Regions from separate parts of the Mus musculus genome. Here region 2 is linked to region 1. A link is a contact called in ENCODE Hi-C data. All regions are on one chromosome and are shown on one strand. Each heading gives the region's core, a stretch centred on a gene start or an enhancer-like site at or near the end of the contact. The rest is flanking DNA. Distances are from core to core; before and after follow the strand shown.

Region 1 (4,803 bases), core at 74-2,573:
GCCTGTTCTCATAAGAGACAAGAATATTCCTGCCCTTCACTTATTTTACCCTGTTCCTATAACCTTTCAAACTGCCATGGTTGAGACTTTGGTTTGTGGGATTACCTTTGTCCTCTCTTATTCTTAGCTTCCTTTAAATACATTTTCTTTCCTGCTCAGTTGTTCTATGAGCCCCTAACAATAGCACATTTGCATAGAGGGTTCCAGCAGCAGTCAGGGTGACCCTTTTTGAACAAACACTCCCTGAACCCAGGAAGCAGGTCGGTGGAGAAATGTCACTATTTGTTTTATGATTAGCATGCCTTGGAGCATTGAGTCACAAAGGTCACATTCTCAAGCCTGGGCCTAAAGGCCTAGTTTTTATGTTTGTTTGTTTGTTTGTTTGTTTTGTTTTCATGTTATACTTTTTCACATACACATGTAGTTTTAATCCAGCAACATGACTAGTCTGGCAAAGGAAGTGATCCAAGAATATGATCCAACTAGAATGCAGAAACACCACACACCTTTAAGCTCTCTGGCTGAAATTCATGCCTTTGATCCCTCTGACTGGAATATAGACATACCTTTACTACACACCTTTAATCACAAACAATGACATTTAATTGAGGGCAGACAAAGTGATAAATCAGAGAATGATTTGACAGAGATAGGATGTGCCCAACTCTCAGGAGAAAAGACAGAAAAGAGAGGCTTCTTAAGAATAATGGATGGACCTGGAGGGCATCATCCTGAGTGAGGCAACCCAATCACAAAAGTACACACAATATATACTCACTGATAAGTGGATATTAGCCCAGAAACTTAGGATACCCAAGATATAAGATACAATTTGCGAAACACATGAAAATCAAGAAGTACGACGACCAAAGTGTGGACACTTTGACCCTTCTTAGAACTGGGAAAAAAACACCCATGGAAGGAGTTACAAAGACAAAATTTGGAGATGAGATGAAAGGATGGACCATCTAGAGACTGCTATATCTGGGGATGCAACCCATAATCAGCTTCCAAACGCTGACACCACTGCATACACTAGCAAGATTTTGCTGAAAGAACCCAGATATATCTGTCTCTTGTGAGACTATGCCGGGCCTAGCAAACAAAGAAGTGGATGCTCACAGTCAGCTATTGGATGGATCACAGGGCCCCCAATGGAGGAGCTAGAGAAAGTACCCAAGGAGCTAAAGGGATCTGCAACGCTATAGGTGGAACAACAATATGAACTAACCAGTACCCTGGAGCTCGTGTCTCTAGCTGCATATGTGTAGTCTTCCCTCCCCAGCCTGAAACCTGCTTGCTCAGGGGTAGAGCTTCCTGCTCATTCGTTCTGCCACGCCCACTGCTGGAACCTGCTGCTTTGCTGTTCTGAAGCCATTATGTGCTCACCCTGCTACTGGATTCTCGAGATTATTTGGCGGGAATCGGGTCCCCTCCACCTTCCTTCATAACTGAGTGTGGCAACAGTAAAAATTGAGCTTTGATCAGAGTGACTTTTGACTTGGCTTCTTTCTTCCGCCCGTCTAGTTCCTCTCTTGCAGGCCGAGTTGCCATCTCAGTTGAACTGTTCGTTGCGAGCTGCTGGCCAGCCGCAACACATATATATCAGAAGATGGCCTAGTTGGCCATCAGTGGAAAGAGAGGCCCATTGGTCATGCAAACTTTATCTGCCTCAGTACAGGGGAATGCCAGGGCCAAGAAGTGGGAGTGGGTGGGTGGGGGAGTGGGTGGGGGAGCGTGTGGGGGACTTTTAGGATAGCATTGGAAATGTAAATGAAATAAATACCTAATTAAAAAAAAACAAAAAGAACAGTCAGAGAACTGAATTCAGTTCAGAGCAATTCACTTTGGAGCAGTTCAATTTGATGCAGTTCAATTGAGTGCAGTTGTGCTCATTTCAGTTTGTGGAGTTTAGAGGGCTTCCTAAGCAGAGAAATTAAGTCTGAAGCCAAGTGAAGCCAATTTGAATCAGTCAGCTTTAGCCAACCAGCCAAAATTCAGAAATAGCTAGAAAGTATGAGTTTATTCAGTAGTAAGTCTCAGAGGCTGAAACATTCTAGGCTTCAATTAGCAGATGACAGTTGGAAGCTGAAACCCTTAGGTTCTGGGCTTACAGAAGACTAGATTGTATAGAGGCTAGAAGTTCCCAGGCCTAAGCCTAGGAATAGAACAGAGATTGAAATGCTTTTGGCTCAACCCAAGCCATGTATTTGTTAATCTAGCACTCTCATCTCATCCCATAATCTTAGGAAATAAAAGCAACATTTACATAAATATATACAGGTTTACCTATTTGTTTTAATGAATTCACTAGTGAGATTTTTTTAATATTTTACATGGTGTATTTTCCATTAACAAATAAAGAAATCTAATACTTGAAAAAAGGAAAATTAATTTTTAACACTATAATTATTATGAGTACTGAGTTATTCCTAGATTCCAATAAGAAGTTTGGCTGAAGATAGCAATAATGTACTGCACAAAGGAAAAAAAGGTAGACAAATTTTGAAGTTTAAACCATTCAGAAATGCTTGCTGTAAATATATGTTTAACATGACTTGCAGACTTATGTATTATATAGTGTGCATGTACACTGCAGCATCATCTCATCTCACTAATATGTATACTTTTTATGAGCTTCTGTTTCAGTTAAAAGTGCATTTAATAGGAAAGACAGAATAAAGTAAATAAGTGAAACATGCTGGCAGAATTTGTTATCCATATGGAGAAATTGCATACATATTCCTATTTCACTTCATGTACAAAAATAAATTCAAAATGTTATAATACTATAAATGTCAAAACCCAAGTGCATTATTATTAGAAGGAAATTTGTGTATCTGTCTTTAAGCAAGAAAATACCTACAGATGTCATAAGTGAAATATTCACAGATTTTTCTAGGTAAATGTTTAAAACTCATATCCTTCTAAAATAAAATGAAAGTCATGTATAGTATTGAAATACAACAGAGTGAGAAAAGATCTGCTGTTCCTCACCAACAGAGACCTAAAAATTAAAAGGAAAATTAAATAAAGTAATATTTTATAATGGAGCAAATGATGTAGTTCTCAAGTTTTGAAACTGGATATGTGCACTACTGATAAGAAAATCCTGCTAAAATGCATGTGTTATAAACTCAAATCACAAGATATTGTGGCTTATACAAAGTTTTCTTTGTTGGTTCTCTGCTTTTCTGGAACCTGGGAACGAGTTCTGACTTAAAAAGTCTAGCAGTTTTGATTTTGATCTTAAACCCGACTGGATAATATGTTTTCTTTGAAATCTTTAGCCATCTAAAATTTAAAATTATATTATTCCAAAGATTATTGAACTCTTACTACTCATACAGTTCCTAGGACCATCTACATCATATTATTATATTTGCTTCTTACACTGACTTTAAAGATAGGGAAAATGTATATATCAAACACAATCAGGGTTGTGTAAATTTATGTCATTTTTCCATGACTGCTACAGAAGGACCTCAATCGGGTTCTCAATCTGCAGGAAAACTCAGAGTTCCAATTACAGGCGAGCAAGGAGTTGGTATGGATGACAAACAGACGGGGACACAGAGAGAGTGCATATCTGAATGTAATTTTTCCAAGCAAACACCAGACTTTTAATACAGATGAAAAACAAGAAAGCTAGGCGAATACATCAGCCAAAGTACATTGACACAAAACAAAGAAAATGCATACATAAAAAGCTAGGGGAAGCCAGGCCCTGTTTACAACTGAGAATAGGAACAACCCTCAAATAAGATCAGCTAAACACAGGAGCCAGGTGAATGCTCAGATGAAATGCTAGTTGTCTTAGGGTTTCTATTCCTGCACAAACATCATGACCAAGAAGCAAGTTGGGGAGGAAAGGGTTTATTTGGCTTACACTTCCATACTGCTGTTCATCACCAAGGAAGTCAGGACTGGAACTCAAGCAGGTCAGGAAGCAGGAGCTGATGCAGAGGCCATGGAGGGATGTTCTTTACTGGCTTGCTTTACCTGGCTTGCTCAGCCTGCTCTCTTATAGAACCCAAGACTACCAGCCCAGAGATGGTCCCACCCACAAGGGGCCTTTCCCCCTTGATCACTAATTGAGAAAATGCCTTACAGTTGGATCTCATGGAGGCATTTCCTCAACTGAAGCTCCTTTCTCTGTGGTAACTCCAGCTGTGTCAAGTTGACACAAAACTAGCCAGTACACTAGTCTATTGTTAAACCCACCACCAGGGGTCCTTTAGTAAATATCTGATTATGCTATTCCTCTGGGCCTAGTGAAAAACATGCACCCAGGAAATTCCATTCTACTAACCCTTTCATGAATAATACTACAGTTCCTCCTAAAATCACAGACCACTTTTTCCCTAGGCCATTGTATATTCCTGTATATGGGTATGACTCAGCTATTGTTCTAAGTAATTACTATGTAGACTAGCCCTGAGCTTTCTAGCTCTAGTCAAGTAAATTGTAATGCCTGATTACTTTCACTGTCTCTACTAGAGGTAAATTTGAATGTTACTGAATAGGTAACATTCTTACTGAATTCCAAGCTCAGGGTTGGCTTCAAGGACTTCCTAGGACATTGGAACATTGGTGGAGGCTAATCCAACTTATCTGTATGTCAAAATCAATCCTTAAAGGCACTTATAATAAAACAATACTGAAAGAGAGCACACAGATCCATACACCAGAGTAACGTGGGGACAGGTTTGGGGCATATGTCTATGGGAATGCCAAGGTTCCAGGATGCTAAGTTTCTGTGAAACTCTTTGCCTCGGGACTGCTTCCAGGCTTTTAGGCCTG
Region 2 (5,038 bases), core at 833-3,332, about 41 Mb before region 1:
TGGTGTCTGAAATGTGCCATAAGCTGAAGCCCTCCAGCCAGGAGCCAAGTTAGAATTAAAATTCCAAGTAATTGGAATCACCTCGTGCCTACCGGCCCCACCTACATGCAAGGGGACAGGTTTTGGCTGGTTTTCTGATAATTCCGGAATGGAAAATAGCCTTGGGTGAGAGGGTAGGGAGGATGCCTGGTTAATCTGTCTTACAGACAAGGCAGGCTCAAGCTCCCTCCAGAATTCCTGCTAACTTCAAGAGATTTTTGCTTTCTCCAAGTCATGACTATTATCCCAGGACAACTTTAATCTTGGAGAAAAAAAAAGGAAGGAAGGAAGGAAGGAAGGAAGGAAGGAAGGAAGGAAGGAAGGAGATGTCAGATCTGTAGAACCCTAGGGAATGTCCAATTCCAAATGTGTACTAAGCAAACGAAGGAAATGACAGCCGAATCGAGAGGTGCTGAGCCCAAGATTTCAGACAAGGCTGAAAAGAGTCCATGAAAATGACGAGTCAGAATGAAATGTCCAGACTTGGCAGCTAAGAATATGTGATCTTGGCAGCATGGTTAAAAACACATCGTTCATTCTAAAGGTAGGTCTTGTCCCTATCAGGAGAAGTGTGTACCCGAGTCGAACAAAATAACACCATTTCACACCAGATAGAACAGAGCCTCTGGCAACATTATCTAGAGAGTCGAGGCAGCCCTCTAGCCTAACTCAGGGTGTTAGAACACATCTATTAGGAACTGTCAGAGGAAGGGAGAATTCCAGAAGGATAAGTTAATAGTCTCAACCATAAACCAGATGAGTGGAATATTTAATTACATAACATCAAGAAGATTTAAATGGTACGGCCAAGTTGAAGGCAGATGATAAAATTCTCACCAAACGAGATGAGGTCAGACTACTCTTCTGGCTTCATTTCATGTCACTCTCTTAGCCTTTGAATAGGCACAGCAGAGACCACACGTCTCAAAGATGACGGCTCTTCAATGTCATATTTTTCAGGTTTTTCCTCTGAGGCTATTTGGAGATTAACGGTGATGTTTAAGGACAAGAAGAATAACCGAAACAGGAGATATTGATGTAAAAGAAATTGAGAGCATACTGTGAAACTGCCACGATCTTCTCGAGTGGACTTCCATGTAGAGCGTACTTTTCATTACAGGTCAGTTGACAGTTGCCTCGGAGATTCACAAACACTGTGTGCGATAGAATCAGCTGGGGATCTTTCCCAGGAAAACTCTAGATGTCTGGGCACATCCTCTGGCATTCTAGTTAAGGAGCTGCCATTGGCAGAGCCACAGTAATTTGCATTTGAACGAGCAACGCACGTTTTTAAGTCTCCGGGTGATGAATGACTAGTATGGTCGGGACCAGCATTTCAAATATCAATCTCGCTTTAATCTTTAAGTCCATGGACATCTGTCATGCTTGAATGTCACTCAGACCCTTTTGTCCCTTCTTACCTCGATGGAACTCCCCAGGCAGAGGCCAAAACTCAGTCCCCACGGAAGCAGAAGAATATTCATATCTCGTGAAGCACATCAATGATAATAAAAGATAATAAAAGATAATAAGAGAAAAACGAACGTGCACGTAGATGCTTTGAAAAGGAATCAACGCTCACGGAAACCAAAAACAAGTGTCCTTTGAAAAAAGGAAAATCGAACGGTCACGACCGCCGCATTCTCCTCTGTCACCACCGGGTGGCGACAGAGAGCACGCCGGGAAAAAACTTCCTCCAAGGGGTCGGATTGCCCAATTTCTTCTGTAGCTGTTTTCTGTCACATAATTGTCTACGAGTTTACCTCCAAAACTTATTGATTGCATTCCCGTCTGTGTATTTCTTCTTTGAGTCCTTTTTTGTCTGTGATTTCTTTATCTCTAAACTGTTTCTTTTCAGGTCTGTGTCCTCTTCTGCAAAACGAATCTTACCGGAAATTAGATAATGCTGCTGATTTTGCTGGCTGTGCTTTTAGAAACTCAAGATTTCTTGGCTTGCTTCGGAAATGAGCTCAGCACCTCAGTTTTAAAGAAAAGAATCTGAAAATAGCTTCTTGTTCTCCTTGGTGTGCTCCAATGGTTTTACTTCTGCTTTCCCCTAACCCGGCTCCTGGGCTCAGCGCTCTGCAATCCAATCTCACTGTGGACTCCTGTCTCATCTCTGTGCCTCTGAGGCACCTGTCTGGTGTGATAATAGAATGAGTGGAGTACGGGTCCTCTTAACGACTGACTTGTTCCAGAACCTCAGAACTGAAGTTTGCCAAAAGCTATGATGCCAGGCAGACATCGGCAATACTCTTTTCCCGTCCCTCGTAATGAATAAGAAGCCTTCTGCAGTCTGTGGCGCTGAGGCACAGGCCTGGTTTCTGCCTTCCATCCGATCCAAAGCAATTCCAGATTCTTCCAGGATGTTTTTTAGGCACAGGCATCGGAACTGCAGGCATGCCCGTATCTCTTCAACCATGCCTGTGCTTCCAGCCACAGTTGTGGCATTGCACTTTCATGCCATTCCTGCTTCACCGAAATGCTGCTCTCATTTCACTCTTCACCGTTGGAGTCCATGTCTATTAATGGTGTATGTCTGCAGCGGAGTGAGTGCTACAAAAGATGGACTCTACCTATAATCATGGCCCAAACTGGAATACCTTTTATTACTATCCTCTAGCTCCTGAAAGGAAACCCCAGGCCGTGAAATTCAAGCTGCAGCTGAGTAAGGGTAAGTAAGTACGGTTGCTGCAGAGGTATGAAAAAGTGCCACTGCAATCTGAAGATGGACTCTTAGCGAAGTCCACATCGGCACCTTGGGAATCTTTCAGTATGCTACCTTCCATACCAAAGGAACTTTGTAGATGTCTAGGTTAAGAATCTTAAGGGGTTGGGGTGGTCCAGGATCGTCTGGGTAATCTCTACATAATTCCTAAGGTCTTTATGACAGAGAGACAGGACGGTTCATGTCAGTGAAGTAGATAGCAGGATGAAGACAGAAGGCAGAGTGCTAATGACTTAGTTGTGAGCCAAGGACCATGGATGACCTCCAGAAACTTGACAAGACAAGCATAGCTTACTAACATTGCCTTTAACCTATGTAGCCTTTAGTACAGTGAGACTGCTCTCAGACATCAGAACAGTAAGATAATCAATAAGAAGGTTCTAAGCTACAAAGTTTTGGTAATGTGTAATAGTACGATAGAAACCATCATAAGAAGAATACGTAACCAATTAAACAGGAGAACAGAGGCTTTTTAAAAAAATTTTTTGAGCTACATTGCATAGATTAACAAATATACCAAATGTAAATTTCTTACACTTCCAGATTACTAGACCGTTAAATTCGAGAATTTATCACCACAAAAATAAGTGTTTGAGGTGATGAATATGTTACTTAGCTTGATTTAATTATTATACATTCTATTCATGAACCACAGAATCATGTCGTATCCACCAACATGTACACGTATAACTTGTCAATTTAACATTAAAACGATAAATTTTCTAAAGAAATTTATGTGGGCATGTAGAGTATTGATCCTGGCATGCAACCACTTGACAATAGCAGATTATCTTCTTGGAACATAATAGCAACTAACCATGGCAGAAAAACAGGCATCTGAGAAACTAGGAGACGAAAGGAATGAGAGATGAGTCCACATGATGAAAGAAGATGCACTATGCGGAAGTATATTCTCAGTAGATTCTAGGTGGACACTTACTGCCAGAGGCATTGAGCAAACATGGTGCCATGCTATTGGGAATTTTAAGAAATATGAATAATTCTCTTTCGGTTCTTCACTACTCTTTGTCGAGTATTTTACTACAGCAACACAAAATGGACCAAGGCAGGTAGTTAAGAAGGGATTATGACGAATGCAGAGAGTACGATTTGTTTTTAACTTTCAAAGCTGTAGATGTTGGAGAGAAAGTATATATTCTTCAGGTGAGAAATACAGAACCTTTTTATCAAGGAAACCATACCTTGCCTTCTTTAATCTTTGTTCCAATAATTTGTCTTCGTTGCTGAATGATTTCAATGAGAAGATCACATTCTTCTGTCAGTTTGGCTTCTTGACGGGATGCATTGACCTACAGGATGAATAAAATGGCATTCATCTGAATTTGATCTTAGCCATTCTGAGTGGCTGTGAGGTGGAATCTCAGGGTTGTTCTGATTTGCATTTCCCTGATGATTAAGGATGTTGAACATTTTTTTTCAGGTGCTTCTCTGCCATTCGGTATTCCTCAGGTGATAGCCCAAAAACTTAGAATACCCAAGATACAAGATACAATTTGCAAAACACATGAAACTCAAGAAGAACGAAGACCAAAGTGTGGACACTTTGCCCCTTCTCAGAACTGGGAACAAAACACCCATGGAAGGAGTTACAGAGACGGAGTTTGGAGCTGAGATGAAAGGTGGACCATCTAGAGACTGCCTTATCCAGGGATCCATCCCATAATCAGCTTCCAAACGCTGACACCATTGCATACACTAGCAAGATTTTATCGAAAGGACCCAGATATAGCTGACGAAATCCAGGCCCATCCATGTTCCTGAAAATGTGAAGACTCCATTCTTTTTATGGCAGAATACAATTCCCATATGTGGATATACCATATTCTTAAAATCCACTCTTCTGTCAAGGGAACTTTAGGTTGATTCTATATCTTAGCTATTGTAAATAGTATAGCAATAAATATGGCTGAGCAAGTATCTCTATGTTAGGATATGGAGTCCTTTGGGTACATGACCAGGATTTGTATAACTAGTTGTGTGTGTGTGTGTATTTGTATAACTAGTTGTGTGTGTGTGTGTGTGTGTGTACCCTTCAAACTGAGCTTCATTGTGAATACACTACTTTGCATTGCCACCAGCAGTGTATAAAGGTTCCTTTCACTTCTGTATTCACACCAGCATCTGTTGTTGTATCTAATAGGACTTTAGAAACATTCTTTTTTTTTTTTTTTTTTTCCTCATTGGACCATGTCTGGCTGAAGTGAGTTAGCCACCTACAGGCTTTCAAAGCAGAACTTCCCGATTCATCCT

Evidence for each region. A loop is a pair of places that touch in the nucleus more often than their neighbours do.
Region 2: a loop to region 1 is called in a map of T-helper 17 cell, with 28 times the contacts of the local background. The contact joins the promoter of G530011O06Rik here to the promoter of 4930558G05Rik in region 1. A Hi-C loop is called at or near these places in 4 of 37 maps with a recorded cell type or tissue (T-helper 1 cell, T-helper 17 cell and T-helper 2 cell).

The regions. Positions count from the first base shown.
Region 1 is chrX:129,048,044-129,052,846 of GRCm38, reverse strand. It overlaps 4930558G05Rik (RIKEN cDNA 4930558G05 gene), which reads right to left and starts at 1,323. Exons shown (of 4, transcript NR_045441.1): 1 at 1,232-1,323.
Region 2 is chrX:169,975,961-169,980,998 of GRCm38, reverse strand. It overlaps G530011O06Rik (RIKEN cDNA G530011O06 gene), which reads left to right and starts at 2,082. Exons shown (of 2, transcript NR_029457.1): 1 at 2,082-2,713; 2 at 4,209-5,038. Mid1 (midline 1) reads right to left here. Exons shown (of 10, transcript NM_001290505.1): 4 at 3,970-4,077.